Regions from separate parts of the Homo sapiens genome. Here region 2 is linked to region 1. A link is an interaction called in ENCODE POLR2A ChIA-PET data of the cell type or tissue named here. Cell type or tissue: Caco-2. All regions are shown on one strand. Links, peaks and the distances in the headings refer to the core of each region. The heading gives the core; the rest is flanking DNA. Region 1 overlaps AP3B1 (adaptor related protein complex 3 subunit beta 1). Region 2 overlaps AP3B1 (adaptor related protein complex 3 subunit beta 1).

What was found. Peaks named below come from ENCODE experiments on the same cell type or tissue, not always from the same donor. Only the 100,000 strongest peaks of a DNase experiment are listed, where the experiment ranks them.
Region 2: POLR2A ChIA-PET joins it to region 1 with 5 read pairs; 2 of 35 experiments call an interaction of 5 or more read pairs at or near these places.

The regions. Positions count from the first base shown.
Region 1 is chr5:78,074,419-78,079,801 of GRCh38, reverse strand. The region is part of intron 22 of AP3B1 (adaptor related protein complex 3 subunit beta 1); the gene reads left to right. Among named protein-coding and RNA genes, the nearest start is that of AP3B1, 220 kb to the left of the region's middle. In Caco-2, for the core only: no CTCF peak of the experiment used is centred there; a DNase peak (open chromatin) is centred at 3,221.
Region 2 is chr5:78,136,700-78,142,082 of GRCh38, reverse strand. AP3B1 (adaptor related protein complex 3 subunit beta 1) reads left to right here. Exons shown (of 27, transcript NM_003664.5): 15 at 764-940. Among named protein-coding and RNA genes, the nearest start is that of AP3B1, 160 kb to the left of the region's middle. In Caco-2, for the core only: no CTCF peak of the experiment used is centred there; no DNase peak of the experiment used is centred there.

The DNA of each region.
Region 1 (5,383 bases), core at 192-5,191:
TTTTAAAGTTTTACTCATGATGCTCGATGGGGGAGGGATGTTGGATTTTGTTTTTGTTTTAATCTATTCTTTATACTTCTTTGCCTGAATTATTTTATATACAGGTTTTTATAAATGTGAGCTACATTAAATATATACTAAAATCCAAAGTATAACTAAAATAAAACTATCAATAGTACACTTAATACTTGAGTCCGGGTTTTGTGCTTCCAAATTCTATTCCTTTTCTTCCATATCTTTCTGCTTTCCTTTAGAATTATATACTAAATCAATCTTTGTATATACCGTATGTGGTAAACTCCTTAGAATTATTTAATTAATGAACTGCATTTATATGTCCTGTAAAATCTTATTTGCTCCATGGTAGGTCTTTTGCTTCTTAGATGGTGCAAACTTAGTCCATCCTTCATTCCATGCTTAATTTTCTTAAATTCTCAATTAGAGTTCAGATTAATGAGGGTTTTATTTCTGTAAAATTCTTTTGTAAAAAAGAAAATGTCTTAAGATTCCTGTTCCAAGGAATTATATAAGAAAATTGTAATGAAATAGAAATATTTCAACCCTTTAGATTTTATTTCAAAAAAAAATGTTAACTTATGTTAGCCATGTAGTTGATTGTGGATGGTACCTTTTTAAAAAACATTCAGTAAGAAGAATTGACAGTATTCTAACATGAGTTTAAAGCAGGATTTGCCTTTGGCAAAGCCAGACACAGATGGTCTGACTTTCAGATGGTGGAATACTAGCTGTATTACTTAAGGCTTGCATTTTGCAATGTATTCATGAATATAGTCAATAAAAATTTGCAATACCTAAGAGCTTTCATATCTGAAATCTGTAAGGCAGGTAACAACACATGTTCCCCTAATGTTTATGTTGTTCATAGATACCAGTGAGATTCTCTAGATATTTGCATTCTAACATACATGCAGACTGAAAGGCTTTATTATAGCTTAATTTCATTTACTTAAAAGCTTTATTGAACACAGTATGACTAAATCACTATGCTAGGAATTACAGATAACAGGTTAATAAAACATAGTCCCTTCCTAAGGGAGCTCACAGTTTAGTGAATGAAAAAGACTAGAAAACTTCATTATAGGAGTACAGACAAGGGAGCAAGTAATTCTGCAAAGAGTGCCTATCAATATGGACTTGGATAGCGATATTTGTGTTGGGTCTTGGAGAATGATTGAGTTTACCAACAGGGAAGAAGAGGAGATGCGTATTTCAGCCCAGGGAATGGCCAGATGAAAGAGAGAAGATAAAATGTATATTATGTTTTTGCCAAATTCTGTAGCTAGATATAGCTAGTGTACAAAATGTATGTTTTGGGGGAGAGAGAAGTAGCTACTGGTTGAAAGCCATATTGTGAAACAGTTGAAAGGAGTTCTGAAGATTTTAGAGCAGGTTATTGATAGTGATCAGATCTTTGTTTTATAAAGTTGTGTGAAAGATTAATTGGATAGGAAGAGAACAAAGGAAGAATTTGGTAACTTTTAGGTAGATAACTGAGATTTGCACCGGAATGATTATCTGGATAGTGGTACCCAGTTAACCAAGATAGAAAATAAGGAAGAGGAAAGGACAATGACATTGAAATTTTCTTTGGAACATGTTACTCTGAGGTGCTTTTGGAACATCAAGTTAGAGATGTCCAGTAAGAAGGTAAAATCCATTCTGGATTTTAGTGAAAAATTAGGGCCAACTAATTAGAATACAAGCATGTGCACATGTGTGTGCATACACACACATCCTAAAGCCATCAGGTTATGGGTAATGGTTTAAGGTAGGGGAACAGAAGGGAAACCTTGTGGGTGAGAAGAGACAACTGAAGATGGAATCCTAGGGAACATCATGCTTTAGAAGACAACAAAGAAAAAAGCCAAATAAAAGCAGTGAAAGAAGGAGGTGAGTCATAGAGCAGCGTGTTATGAGGAAACTCACAGGTTACTGAGGGAAATAGTCAAATCATTAATGTAGTAAGTGCTGAACTAGAGACAAATCCACCAAGTTCTCCTGGGTGACAAAGATCTCTTAGAGAAGATATACATATGTAACCTTGGAACTGAGTCTGGAAGATGAGTTTGCCTAGGTGGCTGGAGTAGAAGAATGACGCTCCTAGAAGAGGAACTAGTATACCTGAAGGCTTGGGGTGTGGAAGAACTGGAGTATTGCTGAAACAGTATTTCAATGTAGGGTTTAAGTATAACATGTGTAACCAGATCTGATACTTGAGAAGTATGTTGGTGACGCACTGTCATGGGAAAATTGTAGTAATGATTCCTTAACTTGTTTTCCAATCTTTTTGTGTGCCGGTACATGTAGAAAAGTGGCAATACCTGTAATGCATTCTAGGGTAAACAATGCTGAAGGAGGTTGGAGGCACCCAGTCTAGGAGCTCCAGCTACCACAGACCCCAGTTGGCCTTGGGGATTCATGGGGGGCAGTATCGCAGCACACCTCTGACCCATTTGTGGCAAATTAGTGAGGGAGCTCTGACTTAGCTACCATAAAGATAACAGATTTGATCCTTGTGGATCACAAACCCTAAGTGGAATTTAATTTTGGACAGTACAGGAAGGCTCATTAAGAAAAGTGATCATTTCAAAATGCAAAAGTGGTACACTGAGGAATAGTAAGGAATTTCAAGAACAATCCATGAAACAAACAAAAAGGCCTAATTTGTTGTTGTATGCCTCTTGGAGGTAGCCAAACTCAAGGTTAAAGGCACAGTCCTCCAGACTAAGTTGGCCCAAGATTTCTGACACCAGCTGTAACTTTACGGATTTCCCAAAACCACTCTCTAGTTCAGTAATTTTCTAGAACAACTCAGAGAACTCAGAAAAGCACTGTGCTTAGGATTACAATTTTAGCAAAATGATTCAAATTAGAACCAGCCAAACGAAGACACACCTAGGGCAGATTCTAGGAGGGTTCCAAATGTGAAACTTTTGGGTTACCCTACTGGCATGAAAATCTGGCAATATGCATGGACTATTGCCAGCCAGGGAAGCTCACTGAACCTTGACATCCAGAGTCTTTATTGAGGCTTCATCATATAGCCTTGATTGTTTGAAATATTGCCACATGGTTGAACTCTAGCCACATAGTTGAACTCAGTCTCCAGCCCTCCCCTGTCTCTAGAGGTCAGGCTGATATTAAGTAGCTCAACGCCCCAACCCTCTAATCACATGGTTGGTCTTTCTATCTTGGCCAGCCTTATCCTGAGTTATCTCCTTAGCATAAGCTATCTGAGGGACCTGTCATGAGTCACCTCAGTGGCATAAATTATCAGGTGTGGTCCCAAAGGGCCCACCATGAATAACAAAGACACTTTTATCACTGGGGAAATTCCAAGGGTTTAGAGGTCGCCCCTCAAGAGCTAAGAGAAAGTCCTAAGCCTCTTTAGGTTAGGTCAAATTCCTTACTACACATATGCCAATTAAGTGTTTTATTCATCCAACATGTATTTATTCAGACCAGAATATGAAGCCATGGATATAGTGGTAAACAAGATGGGAAAGCTTCTTGCCCTGAGAAAGTTTATAGTTGACTGGGAAAATAAAGAAAAATTGCCTCAAAGTATGTAATTACAGTATACCAAGTGCTCTCCTTTTTGTAACAGTTTTGCCCATTTGGAAGTATCCGTAGATACAAGTTGTCTTTATTTGTCATTATTTCTCTGGTTATGAACATAAACACTATTATTTGATATTTGCTAAATTCCACATTTCCACCTTTTTTCCTCTGTACCATTATAACTTAAAACCTAAAAGAGTTACTTTCAATATTTGACACAGCTTAAGATTTAGATACCTGAACTACTCTTCTCCTTTAGCAAGAAGTAGAAGGATGATTTTCATAGTCCGTACTCTTCGCCGTTTGCTTTCCTTGAATTACCATTGAGGACCATCACTTTGTCACTTGATGACCATGCCAGGGTGAAGCTAGCATGGAATATCAGTAGCTAGCATGGAATTTCCTATGACCAGCAAAAAGATGACGTTAAGTTTGGCAGCATGACCAAGAAGCCCTGTACTCATGCCCCTCAGCTCCCCATGGATTTATAGGCCGAAGGATAGGAAGAAGCAACCCCATTTGTAATCCACTTGAATTTGGGCACCCAGAGTGGTACAAAGAAAAGCCACAAAGCAAATGTAGCTTCTGCAGTTTTTATCATTTGTCCTATCAGGTTCCTTATCAAAGGAATATGGGAAATTGGCTAGCAAGTAGTCTTACGGATTTTTGCTATTGTCGAAAATTGGCAGCCAGTGGAGTTACAACTCTTCCGTGAGTTAGGGATAAGTCCCTGACCCAGTTTGTGTTGTAGGAACTCAACTGGGAAACAGAAGACTCTTATCAGGCCTTTCCTTTGTTTTGGTATGGAAGTCACTCTGTTGGTTTTAAAACAATAATAAGAAAAAAACAAACCATAATTCATGAAGAAGTATCTGATTCACTCCATCTGAAATCTACTAAAACAGTATTTGGAATTATTAGGATAATTGTGCATTATAATAGTAACTATTGTGATTGAAGTTAGTTGCATTGTATTTAGGATTTCAGTTTCTCTTGAGTAGTCTTATCTTAGATATATCCTCCCCAACCACCCCCCTACCAGTTCTCCTCACTCTCTTTTAATTGCTACTAGGGTATTTTAGTTTTGTTTTCCAATCTCTTATATTGGCAGAGTGCTAGACTTTTTTCAAGTTGGTCTGCAAGGAGAGATTGCTTTGAGGGACGTCTTTGTTGAATATGTACGTTTACTAAGTTATATGCCAGACATTTCATGAATATGTGATCTCATTCAAAAAATTATATGATAAAGTTTTTCTAATATAGTAGAAGAATCATCTTTTTTTTTTGAGACAGGGTTTTGCTTTTGTTGCCCAGGCTGCAGTGCAGTGGCGCAATCTCAGCTCACCGCAACCTCCGCCTCCCAGGTTCAAGCAGTTCTCCTGCCTCAGCCTCCTGAGGCATGTGCCACCACGCCCGGCTAGTTTTGTATTTTTAGTAGAGATGGGGTTTCTCCATGTTGGTCAGGCTGGTCTCGAACTCCTAACCTCAGGTGATCCACCTGTCTCAGCCTCCCAAAGTGGTGGGATTACAGGCATGAGCCACCGTGCCCGGTGAAGAACTATCTTTAAAAAAATTTTTTTTTTCCATTTTATAAAGTTAAGGTATATTCAGGCCCCAGGCTAAGAGACAAGTCCAGCTAAGATCAAATTCCTTTGAGTTTGGAAGAGGGAGAAATTGTAAGTCAAAATTAAAAATAATTTTGTCATTTTAAATTTAGGAAAAATCCTTTATTTGTTCTGATGAAAATGTCAGTAGTCATGGAACTGTGGTAAAAATAATGAAAAATCACTGGCCTGGGTCT
Region 2 (5,383 bases), core at 184-5,183, 62 kb before region 1:
TTTATAAGCAGACCTTGATGATCTTATCAGTTTGATATATTTCCAGTGTTGTAGATGCTAATACATAAAGAGCAAAAACAGTTTTGATTTGGAATCATAGTACCTAATTGATCTGTTTCTTTTTCTGTATTATCTGTGGGTTCTCAAATGGGCTTTGTGGACCACCTGTCTCAGGAGTCATCTGTGATGCTTTTTAAATTAAAACATAGATTTCTGGGCCCCACCACAGAAATACTATTTTGGAGCTGATCCCAGGACCTGTCTTTTTAGTAAGAACCCTGGATGATTTTTGTGGGCATTGAGGTTTGGGAACTGCTGTTCTAGAGCAGGGGTCAGCAAACCATTTCTATAAATTGCTAGACAGTCAATATTTTTGGCTTTGAGGACCATATGGTCTTCACTGTAACTATTTCTGCCATTATAGCACAAAAGCAGCAACAGATAATGGAGAAACAAATAGGTATGGGCAGCTAGACTGGCTTCTAGAATTTGTTCGTCTCTGATAGAATCTAGATTCTAGACCATCGGTTTTTGCTGTATGAATATTTTCTAAGATATTCTCTTCGAAATCAATTTTAATGAGATTTCCTATGTGTTTATTTTTTGATAACTGACGAAAATTCATAAATACAGGATTAATTCCTAGATATACATTAAATTAATTAATAGCTGTAAAACTTTTGTAATAGTTAAAACCTTTTCTATGTTAATATTAGAGTATGATTAACTTACTTCTAACTATGTAATCTGCTTCTCATATTAGGTTCCTGTTGCTAGAGCAAGTATTCTTTGGCTAATTGGAGAAAACTGTGAACGAGTTCCTAAAATTGCCCCTGATGTTTTGAGGAAGATGGCTAAAAGCTTCACTAGTGAAGATGATCTGGTAAAACTGCAGATATTAAATCTGGGAGCAAAATTGTATTTAACCAACTCCAAACAGGTGAGAGGCAAATGTTAGTCAACCTATCTAATACGTACTTTCCTCTTCACTCTGATCAAACAGCGGGGGTCTGTGCCTTCATTAGTCTGACCATTCAACAATTTCTAGGTGCCTGTTTGTTTCAGGTTCTATGTTAGATGATACTAGTGCAAACAGATGACATTCTAGTCTAGTAAGAGAGAAAACAGATTAAAAAATGAAATAGTGTGTGTTAATGCTGTAGCAGAAGTATTGACATACAGTGGAATTCTAGACGAATTATAAAGTCTGAAGTCGATGTGAGGTCAGAGAAAATTTTATAAAGGATGAAACTCTTGACTAAGGGCTTGTAAGAGTGGTTTACTGTACAGAAAGAGGAAAGCACAGGGTCAGAGTCAAGAAACAGCTTGGTGTTTCTGGGAAACTTTTTGAAGGTGAGTCCAGAATGGCAGGTACAATGGTCTGAAAGTTTATATCCCCCAAAGTTCATGTGGTGAAACCTGATCACCCATGTGATGGTATTAGGAGGTAGGACCTTTGGGAGGTGATTAGGTCATAAGGGTGGAGCCTTTATAAATGAACTTTATGCTCTTAGAAAAGAGATCCCTGAGAGCTAGCTTGCTGCTTCTGCCATGTGAGGACACAGTGAGAAGGTGCTATCTGTAAATTAGAAAATGGGTGCTCACTAGACACCAGAACTGTGGGTACCTTGATCTTGGATTTCCCAGCCTCCAGAACTGTGAGAAATAAATTTTTATTATTAATTATATTATTAATAGGCTTCCCAGTTTATGGTATTTTCTAACAGTAGCCCAAATGGACTAAGACATTTTGCAGTTTGAACGCATGGAGTGGCTTGTATGCTCTGCTAAGTAGTATGGACCTTGTCCTGCAGAGGAAAGGGAAACCACTTTTAATAGTAGTATAATTTACCAGATTTGCAGTTTAGAATATTCATTTTTTAAGTCCATTGACTTTTTGAGCAGCTGTTAATAAGAGGAATCATTTTTGCTTCCATGTACGAAATAGGGACTTTTCCTATATCTGAATTGCTATTCTCTGTGAGTGGACTTACCTGTTTAGTAAATTGGAAAAAGATTCTTGCTCATTTGCAGCTAGGCTTCTTGGGAAGCTTTATGCTCTGTGTCCTATCTATTTTTCTCTAATTTTCACTTTTCCTCTGACTCTTACTTTTGCCTTTGTGATTTTTTTTCTCCACCTCCCCTCTCTTTGTTTTTGTCCCCTTCCCCAAAACTCTTTCTGCCTAGATATCTCTCTGACATCCTTCATCCCTTCGTGCCCCGCCCCCGTACTACAGTCCAGTGTGTTTGTCATTGTCTCCTTTCTCTTCCATCCCTGTTTGTTTCTCTCTTTTTGTATTTGCTGTGTATCTCTCTATATGTGTCTCCCTCTCTGTCTGCCTTTCCTGCTTCCCCATAGACCACACTTATTTTCTAGTAAACTAATGTTTGCCTTTCAGAATCCTTAGGTCGATTCCTCAAATTCATTTCTATATGCTTTGGGATTATCTTCATCCCTAATCGTGATATGAGTTATCTTATTATAGCTTTTGCTGATTCATCTACAAGATTTGTAACCAGATAATTGCAAATAATGGAGCATATTTCCATTATTTAGATTTTGTCTTTACATTTTAAGTCATCTTTAAAAGGAATCAGTTAATCCTTTCCAAGTGTCTGTAGATTTCTTCATACATTGAGATGCTTTCTAAAAACTGAGTAAAGAAAGACCTATGTTTGCTGTTGAGTTTCATGTTTCTTGATAAAATAGAGGGAGTTTTAGCCTGAAACTCCATGGTGTTCACTAAATCCCTGTGGTATGGCAAAAGTCAATATGATACCTAGACTCTTAGGATTTTTTTCTGTCTGGTTTGGCCACTCTAAATATATCTAGCTTATGGATTATTGTTAAAGTAATACCAAAATCAAATGTCAATCAAGACTTAATCAAACTAAGTAAAGCTTCTTTCTTTGGCTCTTTTCTTTGTAGCTGTGAATAACCAATAATGAAATGTAGTACTGTTTATTGTAGAGCATGTTTCATGTCTTTTTACCCAGTGAATTTGAAGACAACTAGTTTGCACTCAGGTTTTTTTTTTTTTTTTCTTGATCTCTATTATTAATGGCAGTTTTGGAGCTCAGTTTCTGAAGTGTTTTTTTTTTTTTTTTTTTTTGAGACAGAGTTTCCCTCTGTCACACAGTCTAGAGTTCAGTGGCATGATCTTGGCTCACTGCAACCTCTACCTCCCAGGTTCAAGCAATTCTCATGCCTCAGCCCACTGAGTAGCTGGGATTACAGGCATGTGCCACCATGCCTGGCTAATTCTGTATTTTTAGTAGAGACAGGTTTCACCGTGTTGGCCAGGCTGATCTCGAACTTCTGACCTCAAGTGATCTGCTCACCTCGGCCTCCCAAAGTGCTGGGATTACAGACGTGATATTTTATATTTTAGAATGATACTTCTAGGAAACTACAATAGGCCTCACCACCTAATGGTGAAAACACAGTGATTTTTTTTAATCACAAATTTTTATGTAGCTCATTGTTTTTAAGTGATTAAATATGAAAATAGATTAATAGTGTCTTGAAGAGTTGTTCTCTGTTTTTGAATATTTCTCAAGAAGAGGAGATTGAGAGAATTAGCAACTGAAAATTAGTTGTTTTTTGTTTTGTTTTGGAGCAGAGTCTCCCTCTATCGCCCAGGCTGGAGTACAGTGGCGTGATCTCGACTCACTGCAACCTCTGCCTCCCGTGTTCAAGCAATTCTCCTGCCTCAGCCCCCTGAGTAGCTTATTATGGGTGTCTGCCACCACACCTGGCTAATTTTTTTTTGTATTTTAGTAGAGATGGGGTTTCACCATGTTGGCCAGGCTGGTCTTGAACTCATGACCTCAAGTGATCCGCTTGCCTCAGCCTCCCAAAGTGCTGGGATTACAGGCGTGAGCCACTGCACCCAGCCTGAAAATTAGTTTTAAAGAATGGTTTTAAGCACTATCAACTTGATAGAATTTTTAAAATTTGTGTAATCCATTAGATATAAGACAGACTAAAATAATTGTTTTGACTGAAATACTAAGAATTGTTTTCTCTACTTATTTATTTTAGCCATCTTTAAAACTAAGCTAGGGAGAGTCGATTACAGTGATGAGTAGCTGGTTTGCCGTGAAGTCTTGATATTTATTTGTAGATCTGAATTCCCGGTGGCCTAAATACCTCAGTGAGCATTTCTATAATTTTTATTGAATTATTTAGGGTTATAGAGAATGTCTAAATTGATTTTTATAAGATTTAGCATATTGTATTTATTTGTATGTTTGAAGAATAATCAAATAGTAAATTTCTTTATCTGCCTCAAACTATTTTTGACCTAATATAAAAAATAATTTAAAAATTAGTTAGCAGTCTGTTTTGAGTATATCCTAGACTGACCCTACCATAGAAAACAGCTGTAAACTCCAGAAAAATACAAGAAACAAACGACTTTCTGAAGACACAGAATAGTAAAGAAAAGCAAGAGAATCTGGAGGGAAATTCATACTTAGAAGAAGGAAATGGCACAGAGTTATTTTCCCTGTTTTTATGGCTTTTATCCTGAGGACAGTTTGCAGTTGGCACTGTGCACAGTGGCTAGACCTCCAAAAGGAAATTCAAAGTCCTTCTGGCTTGAGGAAGTAGAGAAGAGAGTTCAGGAAAGCTACAGACATTGGAAAGTTAAGGAAAAATAGTAGAAAGGAGAGAGTCAGTGTGGGAGAATCTCAAAATCTGGGAGTAATTGTACCTAAGTTTTTGGCTGGCATCTGAACCATACTTATGCAGGGTGGATTCAGAGAAACACAGCTAGGAATTAAAGAACCAAGCTGAAATTTGAGGTGTACCCAAGAGACTGAGTTTGTACCTTGAACCCCAACAAAGTTAATTACCTGCTAAAACAAATGAAAATCCTGTACTCATTCAAAGAGTTTAACTATGTCCAGAGTCTCTAAAATACATGGCATTCTTAATGTCCAAATGTATCTTGTATATCCAAAATTACTCAACATAAGAAGAACCAGGATGGGGAGTTATTGTTTAATGAGTACAGAGTTTCTATTTGGGAAGATGAAAAATTCTAGAGATGGATGGTGGTAGTGGTTGCATAATATGGTAAATAGACTGCCTGGCTTCAAATCATGTTGTGCCACTTACATGATTTTGGACAAATCATATAACCTATCCAAGATTTCATTTTCTCATCTGTAAAATGGGAATTATTATAATATAGTCAATTTTGCTATATTGCAACATGTATGCTTCTAAAATCATTGTGCTATACAAAATCACACAATAAAAACCATAGGGATTATTAGAAAAATGCAGTTAGAGTGGCAACACTCAAAAACTATATTGGTGACATATTTTTTAAAAAGGAACCTAAAAAAAAAAACCAGAAGTACAATTTTACAC